Linked DNA regions of Homo sapiens: region 1 is linked to region 2. The links are chromatin contacts, found by Hi-C or POLR2A ChIA-PET in ENCODE. All regions are on one chromosome and are shown on one strand. Each heading gives the region's core, a stretch centred on a gene start or an enhancer-like site at or near the end of the contact. The rest is flanking DNA. Distances are from core to core; before and after follow the strand shown. Region 1 holds the start of NQO1 (NAD(P)H quinone dehydrogenase 1). Region 2 has its middle 65 kb from the start of MIR1538.

The links. A loop is a pair of places that touch in the nucleus more often than their neighbours do. ChIA-PET counts read pairs that join two places held with the same protein, here RNA polymerase II (POLR2A). Pooled maps may share reads with other maps.
Region 1: a pooled map shows a loop between it and region 2 (2.2-fold over the local background). The contact joins the promoter of NQO1 here to the enhancer-like site in region 2. A Hi-C loop is called at or near these places in 1 of 50 pooled maps. POLR2A ChIA-PET finds 5 or more read pairs at or near these places in 3 of 52 experiments (BJ, HEK293 and WTC11).

The regions. Positions count from the first base shown.
Region 1 is chr16:69,724,920-69,729,602 of GRCh38, forward strand. It overlaps NQO1 (NAD(P)H quinone dehydrogenase 1), which reads right to left and starts at 1,641. Exons shown (of 6, transcript NM_000903.3): 1 at 1,514-1,641. The coding sequence starts at 1,520. It overlaps NQO1-DT (NQO1 divergent transcript), which reads left to right and starts at 1,808. Exons shown (of 2, transcript NR_186363.1): 1 at 1,808-2,256. RefSeq lists enhancers at 1,124-2,116, 1,203-2,402, 1,649-1,908, 2,117-3,110.
Region 2 is chr16:69,498,388-69,503,445 of GRCh38, forward strand. No RefSeq gene overlaps it. Among named protein-coding and RNA genes, the nearest start is that of MIR1538, 65 kb to the right of the region's middle. Within about 2 kb of position 3,709, at least 3 of the 41 ENCODE cell types and tissues checked have a DNase peak (open chromatin) inside an H3K27ac peak, as active enhancers do.

The DNA of each region.
Region 1 (4,683 bases), core at 391-2,890, 220 kb after region 2:
TCACCTCATTACCACCGCCCTTTTTTGTGTTTAAGCTACACGTAAATACAGAACATTCTGTAAGATTGAAAAGTCAGGAAATAGTTCCTGCCCTAGTATTGGAGGAGAGGGTGCCAGTGCCTCGACGCTGAAGAATGAAATACAAGGGAAACAGCAACCACCGTGTATGCGGCAAGCCTCTCAGCTGTCAGAATCTATTCCCTGCTGTCTCTGCCAGTAACTCATGCTGGGCTACCAATCCCCAGCTTAGTCCCTTTCTCAGAGATCCTGATAATTTCAGTTTGTCAACTGCAAGGGCAGTCTGTTCCTCCACTCACTTTGACCAAGATGGGCTTCTTTGTGTACAGGCGCATTTTTAGAGGCAGGACCAGGTCCACAGGGAAGGAAATTACAAAACACAGGATTCTGCCCCAGATGAGGCAACAGCTTTCTAAATCTTAGTACTGTCCAATCTCAGAGTGAGATTATTTGGGAAACAGCTCTCAATCCCTGCAGTTGTCTCAGCTGGTTATTTATGCCTTGGGTGGAGCTGGGGTGACCTCTGAGTTCCCCTAGGGTCGATGGCCGAGTGGGAAGGCTCTATCACTGAAGTGGACCCAATACTAGAAACGGATCCAGTACGATCTGATCAGGTTTGCCTAATCCAAGGGCCTCAATGGAAAATGCCTCCCAAGGCCAGGCACGGTGGCTCACGTCAGTAATCTCAGCACTTGGGGAGGCTGAGGTGGGTGGATCACCTGAGGTCAGGAGTTCAAGACCGCGCTGGCCAACTTGGCGAAACCCGTCTGTACTAAAAATATAAAAATTAGCCGCGCATGATGGCGCACTCCTGTAATCCCAGCTACTCGGGAGGCTGAGATGGGAGAATCGCTTGAACCCGGGAGGCGGAAGTTTCGCTGAGCTGAGATAGCGCCATTGCACTACAGCCTGGGCGACAAGAGCAAAACTCCGTCTCAAACAAAACAAAACAAAACAAAACAAAACAAAACCTGTGCCTGGCAGCCTGGAGCCGGTTCTGGTCTCCGTCAAACCAAAGGCATCAGTTTCCTCCACTCCTGTCCACCAATCGCCAGATATTCTCATTTTCTTCAGAAGCTCGGAATCCACATTTTTAAGTGAAATCACCCATTTTAATGTTAGCAACTTATTTCAAAGTGTTTTAGATACTATAGACCAAAAGAGGTATGGGCTGTGACCGTAAGCCTGATTTGGCCTCTGACGGCCAGTTTCTGACCACAGTTTTGGAGGGAATTTCTGCTTCCAAGGTCAAGTTTCTCCTAAATGCCCACTAGAGTTCGTGGGGTGGAGTGAGGAAGGATCCGCGACACCGGATACAAACAGAAGCTCTCCTTCTCCCGGAGTCCGATCAAGGCTCATCCCAGGTCCCTAATCTCTTCCCTTTGTGGGTTTTGAGTCAAGGAACAAAATTCAGGGCCAAGCCCCTACAACCTCCTCCACAGGCACCAGTGCTCGAGAGACGACCGCCAAGCACCCCGCCCTTTGCAGCACTCACCGACCATGGCTCTGGTGCAGTCCGGGGCGCTGATTGGCTGGGCTCGTGGTTGCCGGGGCGACCCTGGCCGGAACTAGGCTCTCGGTGAGCTGGGCGGCTCCGGCTGCAACCTTGTGGGAGTCGCGTGTGTAGTGCACGGTGCATTCTCTCTTATATATCCTGTCCGGCCCGTTTGAGGTGGACAGCCTACAAGGGCGGGACCCAACGCCTGAATCCTGGGGTGCTGGGCGGAGGATGCTGAGGCTGCAGCTCCAGGAAGGGAGGGAGCCTGGGGGATGAAGGAGGGGCCTCTCCACTCTCACCCGCCGGAGCAACTGGTGGAAGTCAAGAAAAGTCTCTCGGGGCTGGGGGAGGGGATTGTAGGGGTGTGTGTGACAGAGGCCTCAAAAATCTGGCTGGGGGTGCTAAGGCAAGCCCATCTGCGCACTGTGCCCTGAGGTGCAAGAGGATGCAGGGTGGAAGTCGTCCCAAGAGAGTCCAGGGATCAAGTGGGCATGCCCTTTTAGCCTTGGCACGAAATGGAGCAGAAAAAGAGCCGGATGCGGATTACTGTGGTGCCCTAGGCTCAGATTCTGCTGAGTCACTGTGACTGCGGATTTGGAAGGCTGAGAGTCCTGGGGAGACATGCTCCGTGGAGACGAATTTGTTTCTTCCTTTGCAAGATTCAGATTCTGCACTTGGGGGCCCATACAACACACTTCCCTGGGTGCATGCCACTGCACCACCCCTGCTCCTCAAGGCAGGTAATGGGGGAACTAATTGGTTTTGTTTCCCATGAGCTAAGGCAAGGCTGGTGTGGAGATAGCAGTTATAGGGAAGCATATTAAAGAATAGCCAAAACGGGACCAGGCGCGGTGGCTCACGCCTGTAATCCCAGCAATATGGGAGGCCGAGGTGGGTGGATCACCTGAGGTCAGGAGTTCGAGACCAGCCTGGCCAACCTGGTGAAGCCCCGTCTGTACTGAAAAATTAGCTGGGCGTGATGGCGGGCGCCTGTAAGTCCCAGCTACTCGGGAGGCTGAGGCAGGAGAATCGCTTGAACCCGGAAGGCGGAGGTTGCAGTGGGTCGAGATCGTGCCACTGCACTCCCGCCTGGGTGACGAAGTGAGACTCCGTCTCAAAAAAAACTCTATAAAGTAAAAGTTACTGTAAAGAAGGAGATATACTCTCAGTAGGTGAAGGAAAAAGAACTAGAGCTTTAAAGTGGTAATTAACCATCAGAAGAATCACAGATGGGGGAGGTGAGGATGACACAGGGCCCTTCCGTTGTCCCTCCAGTGCAAAAGTTAAGGAGGCACCAGAAAACTGGTTTCCAACTCCCGACCTCAGGTGATCCTACCGCCTCGGCCTCCCGAAGTGCTGGGATTACAGGCATGAGCCACCGCGCCCGGCCCCATCGTGACATTTTTGCATTCATTTTGATGCAACAAGAGAGGACTATATTATTTACACGTATTTACAAATTACTTTGGGAGGCTGAGGCAGGAGGATCACTTGAGCCCAAGAGTTTGAGAAAAGCCTGAGCAACAAAGTGAGACCCCATCTGACAAAATAGTATAAAAGGACGTTTTAAAAAAGGGCTAGGTAGGCAGCCCTGTCCAATAGAACTTTCCCTATCTGTGCTGCCCAAGTAAGGTAGCCACAAGCTTCAAGTAGCTATTGAGCACTGGAAATGTGGCCAGCAGCCAGGCGTGGTGGCAGGCGCCTGTGTCCCAGCTACTCAGGATCTGAGGCAAAAAGATCGCTTGAGCCCAGGAATTCAAGGCCGCAGTGGTGGACTCAATAAAAGAAAAAAAATGGAAATTAAAAAAAAAAAAGTGGCCAGTGGACTGAGGAAGTGAAGTTTTAATTGTAATTAAATTAATTTTTTAAAAATTTATTTTTTGAGGCGGGGTTTCACTGTGTCGCCCAGGCTGGAGTGCAGTGGCAGGATCTTGGCTCACTGCAATCTCCATCTCCTGGGTTTAAGCAATTCTTGTGCCTCAGCTTCCTGAGTAGCTAGGACTACGGGCATGCACCACCACAGTCAGCCACTTTTTGTATTATTCGTAGAGATGAGTTTCACCATGTTAGCCAGGCTGGTCTCAAACTCCTGACCTCAGGTGATCTGCCCACCTCGGCCTCCCAAAGTGCTAGGATTACAGGCATGTGCCACTGCGCCTGGCTTTAATTAAATTTAGATAGCCACATGTCACTAGTGTTTGGAAAGACCTGAGCTGGTTCAGATCGAGGCCGCAGTGTGCTGGCTATTCTATCTCTCACTCTTCTAGTGAGATTGTTTTCTCAATCACCAGTCTCCCTGACCCATCCAGAGGTGGGGCTCAAAGCCACAAAGCTCAAGTGTCGTGTTCGGTCGTTGGTTTCCAGCATGGCCAGTTCCCATCCTCAGTCATCTTGTTAACATGAACTATATAGGGGCCCATCCCAAGTCATCTCATTAGCATAAACCATCAGGAGTGGTCTGAGAAGCCCACAATGAATAAGATGGACACTCCTATCATTTGGGATTTAGGGGCTCAGGGGCATGATGATAGTTCACTGCAGCCTCGACCTTCTGGAGTCAAGCAATCCTCCTGCCCCAGCCTCCTGAGTAGCTGAGATGACAGGTGCATGCCACCGTGCCTGGCTAATTTTTTTTTATTTTTTTGGTAGAGATAGGGTCTCACTATGTTGCCCAAGCTGGTCTCAAACTCCTGGGCTCATGTGATCCTCCCGCTTTGATCTCCCAAAGTGCTGGAGTTACAGGTATGTGCCACCACTCCTGGCCAAATTTGTTACTACACAGTGGTAAAGACAGACATTTGAGGTGGCAGTGAACCAAGATCATGCCACTGCACTCCAGCCTGGGCAACAGAGGGAGATCCTGTCTCAAAAGAAAAAAAGAAACTTACTGGCCGGGCACAGTGGCTCAGGCCTGTAATCCCAGCACTTTGGGAGACTGAAGCGGGTGGATCACTTGAGCTCAGGAATTGGAGACCAGCCTGGCCAATGTGGTGAAACCCCGTCTCCACTAAAAATACAAAAACATGAGCTGGGTGTGGTGGTGGGCGCCTCCAGTCCCAGCTACTCGGGAGGCTGAGGCACGAGAATCGCTTGAATTCAGGAGGCAGAGGTTGCAGTGAGCTGAGATTGTGCCACTGCACTCCAGCCTGGGCAACAAGAGCGAGACT
Region 2 (5,058 bases), core at 2,459-4,958:
CCAATCTGCGGTGGGGGTGGGGTGGCCAGGGAGCTTGGCCCTCTCCCTTCCTCCTGCCAGATCTTCCTTCCCCGACCCCACCCTGCTGCTCACGCCAGCACCACACGCTGGACCTGCACTCCCCTCTGCCGATTATTTCACTATGTGTGTGATCGGGTTTCATTTCACCAACTCAACTGTTCTGATGTCTCCTCATTCTAACACCTAGTAGCCCCTGAATTCTACATAGGATGAATGAATGAGGGAACGAATGAGATTAAGTGCACCAGGTAACAGTGAGACCCACTCCTTTTTCTCATCGTCTGTCAATCTGCTGTGCAGACCCCCCTTATCCATCTCTGTCTATGTACGATTTCTAAAATATGAGCGTTTATTTCATCGATAGGTTTTTAGAAGCAGCAGGTAGAGCGGGCTAGGAGACCCAGCATAAGGAAGTGGTTAGGAGCCTAGACTCAAGCCAGATGCCTGGGTTCAAATCCTGTCTTCCTTCTTTATCAGGTGAGTGACTTTGGGTGTGCTACTTAACCTCTCCATGCCTCAATTTCCATATCTGTCAAATGGGAATAATAACAGCACCATGCTCATAGGAGATTATTGGGCGGATTCCATGAGTTGTTATCTGTAAAGCGCATGGGACAGTGTTTGGTAAGCACTAAAAAAATGTTGGCCAGGTGTGGTGGCTCACACCTGTAATCCCAGTTCTTTGGGAAGCCGAGGCGGGCAGATCACTTGAGCCCAAGAGTTTGAGACCAGCCTGGGCAACATAGCAACACCTAGTATCTAGAAAAAAAATGCAAAAATTAGCCAGGTGTGGTAGTGCATGTCTGTAGTTCCAGCTACTCGGGAGGCTGGGGTGGGAGGATGGCTTGAGTCTGGGAGGTCAAGGCTCAAGTGAGCTGTGATTGTGCCACTGCATTTCAGCCTGGGTGACAGAGACTCTGTCTTAAAAAAAAAGAAAAAAAAAATGTTTGCTATCAAGAATTTGCTATGGGGCTGGGTGCTCATGCCTGTAATCCCACGCCATGGGGAGGCCAAGGCAGGTGGATCACCTGAGGTCAGGAGTTCAAGACCAGCCTGGCCAACATGGTGAAATCTCCTCTTTACTAAAAATATAAAAATTAGCTGGGTGTGGTGGCACGTGCCTGTTAGTCTCAGCTACTTGGGAGGCTGATCCAGGAGAATCGCTTGAACCCGAGAGACAGAGGTTGCAGTGAGCCAAGATTGCACCATTGCACTGCAGCCTGGGCGACAAGAGCGAAACTCTGTCTCAAAAAAAAAAGAAAGAATTTGCTATGGGCTAGGGCCTGAGATTCATTTGCCTGATTGCTGGGAATCAGGAGGGTGGAGAATATCATCTGTGAATAGTGTCCAGCTGATCTGACCCCTGCACACCTGAGAGCTGGAAGAGAAAGGGCTTTGTCCCCAGGAGGGGGCTGTGTGGGCTGTGGGCTTGCCTGGGGCCATTAGAGTCCAGTAACCACTTTCACGGGAACTAGAAAGGCCTTCTTCTCCCGTTGTGCTCATCTCCTTGGGGGCTCTCTGATTGCTTCTCTTGTCAGGGATCTCCCTGACCTCCTCTTCTTTGAAGCCCCTGGGCCTGGTGCCCTTTCCACTTCCTCTCACTGCTAATTGGAAGGCAGTGGGTTGGCTCCCGCAGGCGATGGTGATACTCAGTTTTGGATGGCATTGAAACTATTTCATAGACTTCATATTTGGTGAATTCTGAAGGCCAAAGGGCCTGTGTGTTGCACTTGGGTGTTCTCTGGGCCTTGACCGGAGGATCTGTTTCTTATGTTCATGGAGCTCTCGGCCGCCTCTTCCACATCTGCTGGACTAGGAATCAGGGTGGGTGCCTTAACCTCTGATGCTGTGGCATCTTGGGGAGGGGTTTTCTAACTCACGCAAGGATATTTGGTTAATTCCGCAGCTCTGAGATGTTCTTGGAAACTTGGGGGTTTTATACCATGGTGTTCTGGCCAGGTTGCTTCTGATCTGGAGGGAAAGGGAGAGGTTTCTGCCTTCTGGCCCAGGGCCCAACTCCACAGAAGGATGTACTCAATCTTAAAGAGCAAGAGGGCGGATGCGGACACGGCCTAGCCTGAGACCTCACGGGGAGCCACTGAGATGTCCCCAGATCAGAGGTAGGGGTGAAACATGTAGAGACTGACTGAGGGGCTGACCCTAGGGTCACAAGGACAGTGCAAAGTTTTGGTAGTGCTGGGCTTCCTAACAGCTGCCAGGAGATGCTGTCAACTCAGACAGTTGTCACCTCCAGCTCCCAAGACACAGCAGCAGCATGGCCATGCGGGTAGCCATCTGACCTCGACCTCTACTTACCATTCCACATTCCATGAACAAATGATGACACCACGGCCTCTCCTGTCCTGTCTTTGACAGAAGAGCCTCAGCAGTTTCCTTTTATTTTTTAACATTTTTTATTTAATTAAATTAAATAGAGAGAGAGTCTCACTATATTGCCCAGGCTGGTCTCAAACTCCTGGCCTCAAGCAATCCTTCTGCCTCTGCCTCCCAAATTGCTGGGATTACAGGTGTGAGCCACTGCACCTGGCCTCCTTTCATTTTTTAAAAACTTTTTATTTTGAAAAATTTCAAATTTACACAAAAGAAACAAACAGAATATTATAAGGAGTTCTTGCATATCTTTCACTCAGATGCATTAATAACGTCCTGTTGCATTTGTTCTCTCTTTTTTTTTTTTGAGATGGAGTTTCACTGTGTCACCTAGGCTGGAGTGTATGGGTGCAATCTTGGCCCACCGCAACCTCTGCCTACTAGGTTCAAGCGATTCTCCTGCCTCAGCCTCCTGAGTAGCTGGGATTACAGGCATGTGCCACCATGCCCAGCTAATTTTTGTATTTTTAGTAGAGACGGGGTTTCACTATGTTGGCCAGGCTGGTCTTGAACTCCTGGCCTCAAGTGATGCACCCACCTCGGCCTCCCAAAGTGCTGGGATTATCTCTTTCTCTTCCTTTCTCCATAAACGTGTGTGTGTGTGTGTGTGTGTGTGTGTGTGTGTGTGTGTTTGTATACTTTTTTTCCTGAACAACTTGAAGGTTAAGTTGTGGACACATTTATACACTAATCTTTGAGTGTGTATTTCCTAAGAACAAATCTGTTTTATTATATGACCAAAATATAATTAGAAAATATAGGAAAGTTAGGCTGGGTGCGGTGGCTCACACCTGTAATCTCAGCACTTTGGGAGGCCGAGGCAGGTGGATCACAAGGTCAAGAGTTTGAGACCAACCTGGCCAACATGGTGAAACCCTGTCTTGCCTAAAAATACAAAAATTAGCCAGGCATGGTAGCGGGCACCTGTAATCCCAGCTACTCAGGAAGCTGAGGCAGGAGAATCACTTGAACCCGGGAGGCGGAGGTTGCAGTGAGCCGAGATTGTACCATTGCATTCCAGCCTCAGCGATAAGGGCAAGACTCCATCTCAAAAAAGAAAAAGAAAATGTAGGAAAGTTAAACTTGATCCTGTTATCTAATACTGAATACTGTTATCTAATCTATAATTGGTATGCCAAATTTCACCAGTTTCCAATCACGTATCTTACAGCTATTTTTTCTCAGTCCAGGCTACAATCAGGATGCGCATTACATGTTGTTGTCAGGTGCTATTACTCTTCTTTCATCTAGAAGTGTTGCTCAATCTTTCTTTGTCTCTCATGTCCTTGGGAGTTTTCTAAATGAAAGTAAATCTGAAAGCATTCTCGTGGCTGTGACTTCTCTAAATGCTAACTCAGGGGGAAAAAAAAGGAAAGAAATACTTTTCAGTTCCTTGCCTTTGAAGCCTCCGGACAGGTGGGTTTGACAACATCTATTTTGGTCATGCCTGGGCAGTTCTGGCTTATCCATCTACACTAGTCTCAAATGATCCTGGGATTTGCTCTTGGGTACACAGTAGATGCTTAATAAGTAACTTGCTGATGTGCCAGGAGAGAAAGTGAATTGGACCACTGGGTGGAATAACTCAAATGACATTCCAGGAAGGTTTTGCTGCTGTAGATAGAGAGACAAAGGGCTGGCTCTTTCAGGCTGTGTCAGCCCAAGGGCAACATGCAGTCTTGGACTTCATTATCTTATTTCTATTACATAGTGCACTAAGGTTCTCTTTCTCCTCAAATTCCCCAGCAGGAGAGATAGGACTTTCCACTGCAGGCTGTTCAATTCACCAAGAAGAGGAAGCAAATCACAGATCCTGACAGATCCTGCTGTCAGGACTTGGCCAATTTTGAGATGTAATTAAAAAAAATTGTTTATTTTTATTAAAAAAAAAAAGAGTTGGAGTCTCTATGTTTCCCAGACTGGTCTTGAACTCCTGGGCTCAAGTGATCCTCCTGCCTCGACCTCCCAAAGAGCTGGGATTACAGGTGCTCAGCAGACATGTAATTTTTGATCTCCAGCCTGGGGTGTATACATCTGGATTATTTCCTCAGGAATAAGAGAACAGAGCCTTGAAATCAACCTGTTTGAAATCAGCCAGCCTCCAGGATGATCCCGGTCTACGGCCATAGCACCTTGAATGCATCTGATCTCATCTTTTTTTGTTTGTTTGTTTTGTTTTGAGACGGAGTCTCACTCTGTCACCCAGGAGTGCAGTGGCACAATCTCGACTCACTGCAGCCTCCCTGCTTCAAGCGATTCTCCTGCCTCAGCCTCCCGAGTAGCTGGACTACAGGTGCCCGCCACCACACCCAGCTAATTTTTTGTATTTTTAGTAGAGATGGGGTTTCACCCTGTTAGCCAGGAGGTCTCGATCTCCTGAACTTGTGATCTGCCTGCCTCGGCCTCCCAAAGTGCTGGGATTACAGGCACTACCCATCACGCCCATCCTGATCACATCTTTTCTTGGAAGCTAAGCAAGGATGGGCCTCGTTAGTACTTGGATGGGACACCAAGATGGTCCCTGCTGATCCTACCACCCCTGGTATCCACCTCTTCCTGTAGTCCCTTTCCTATGAATCAGGGCTGGCATACATGAACAATACAATAGGGTGACAGTGACTGGGTGTGACATCCGATGCTTAGTCA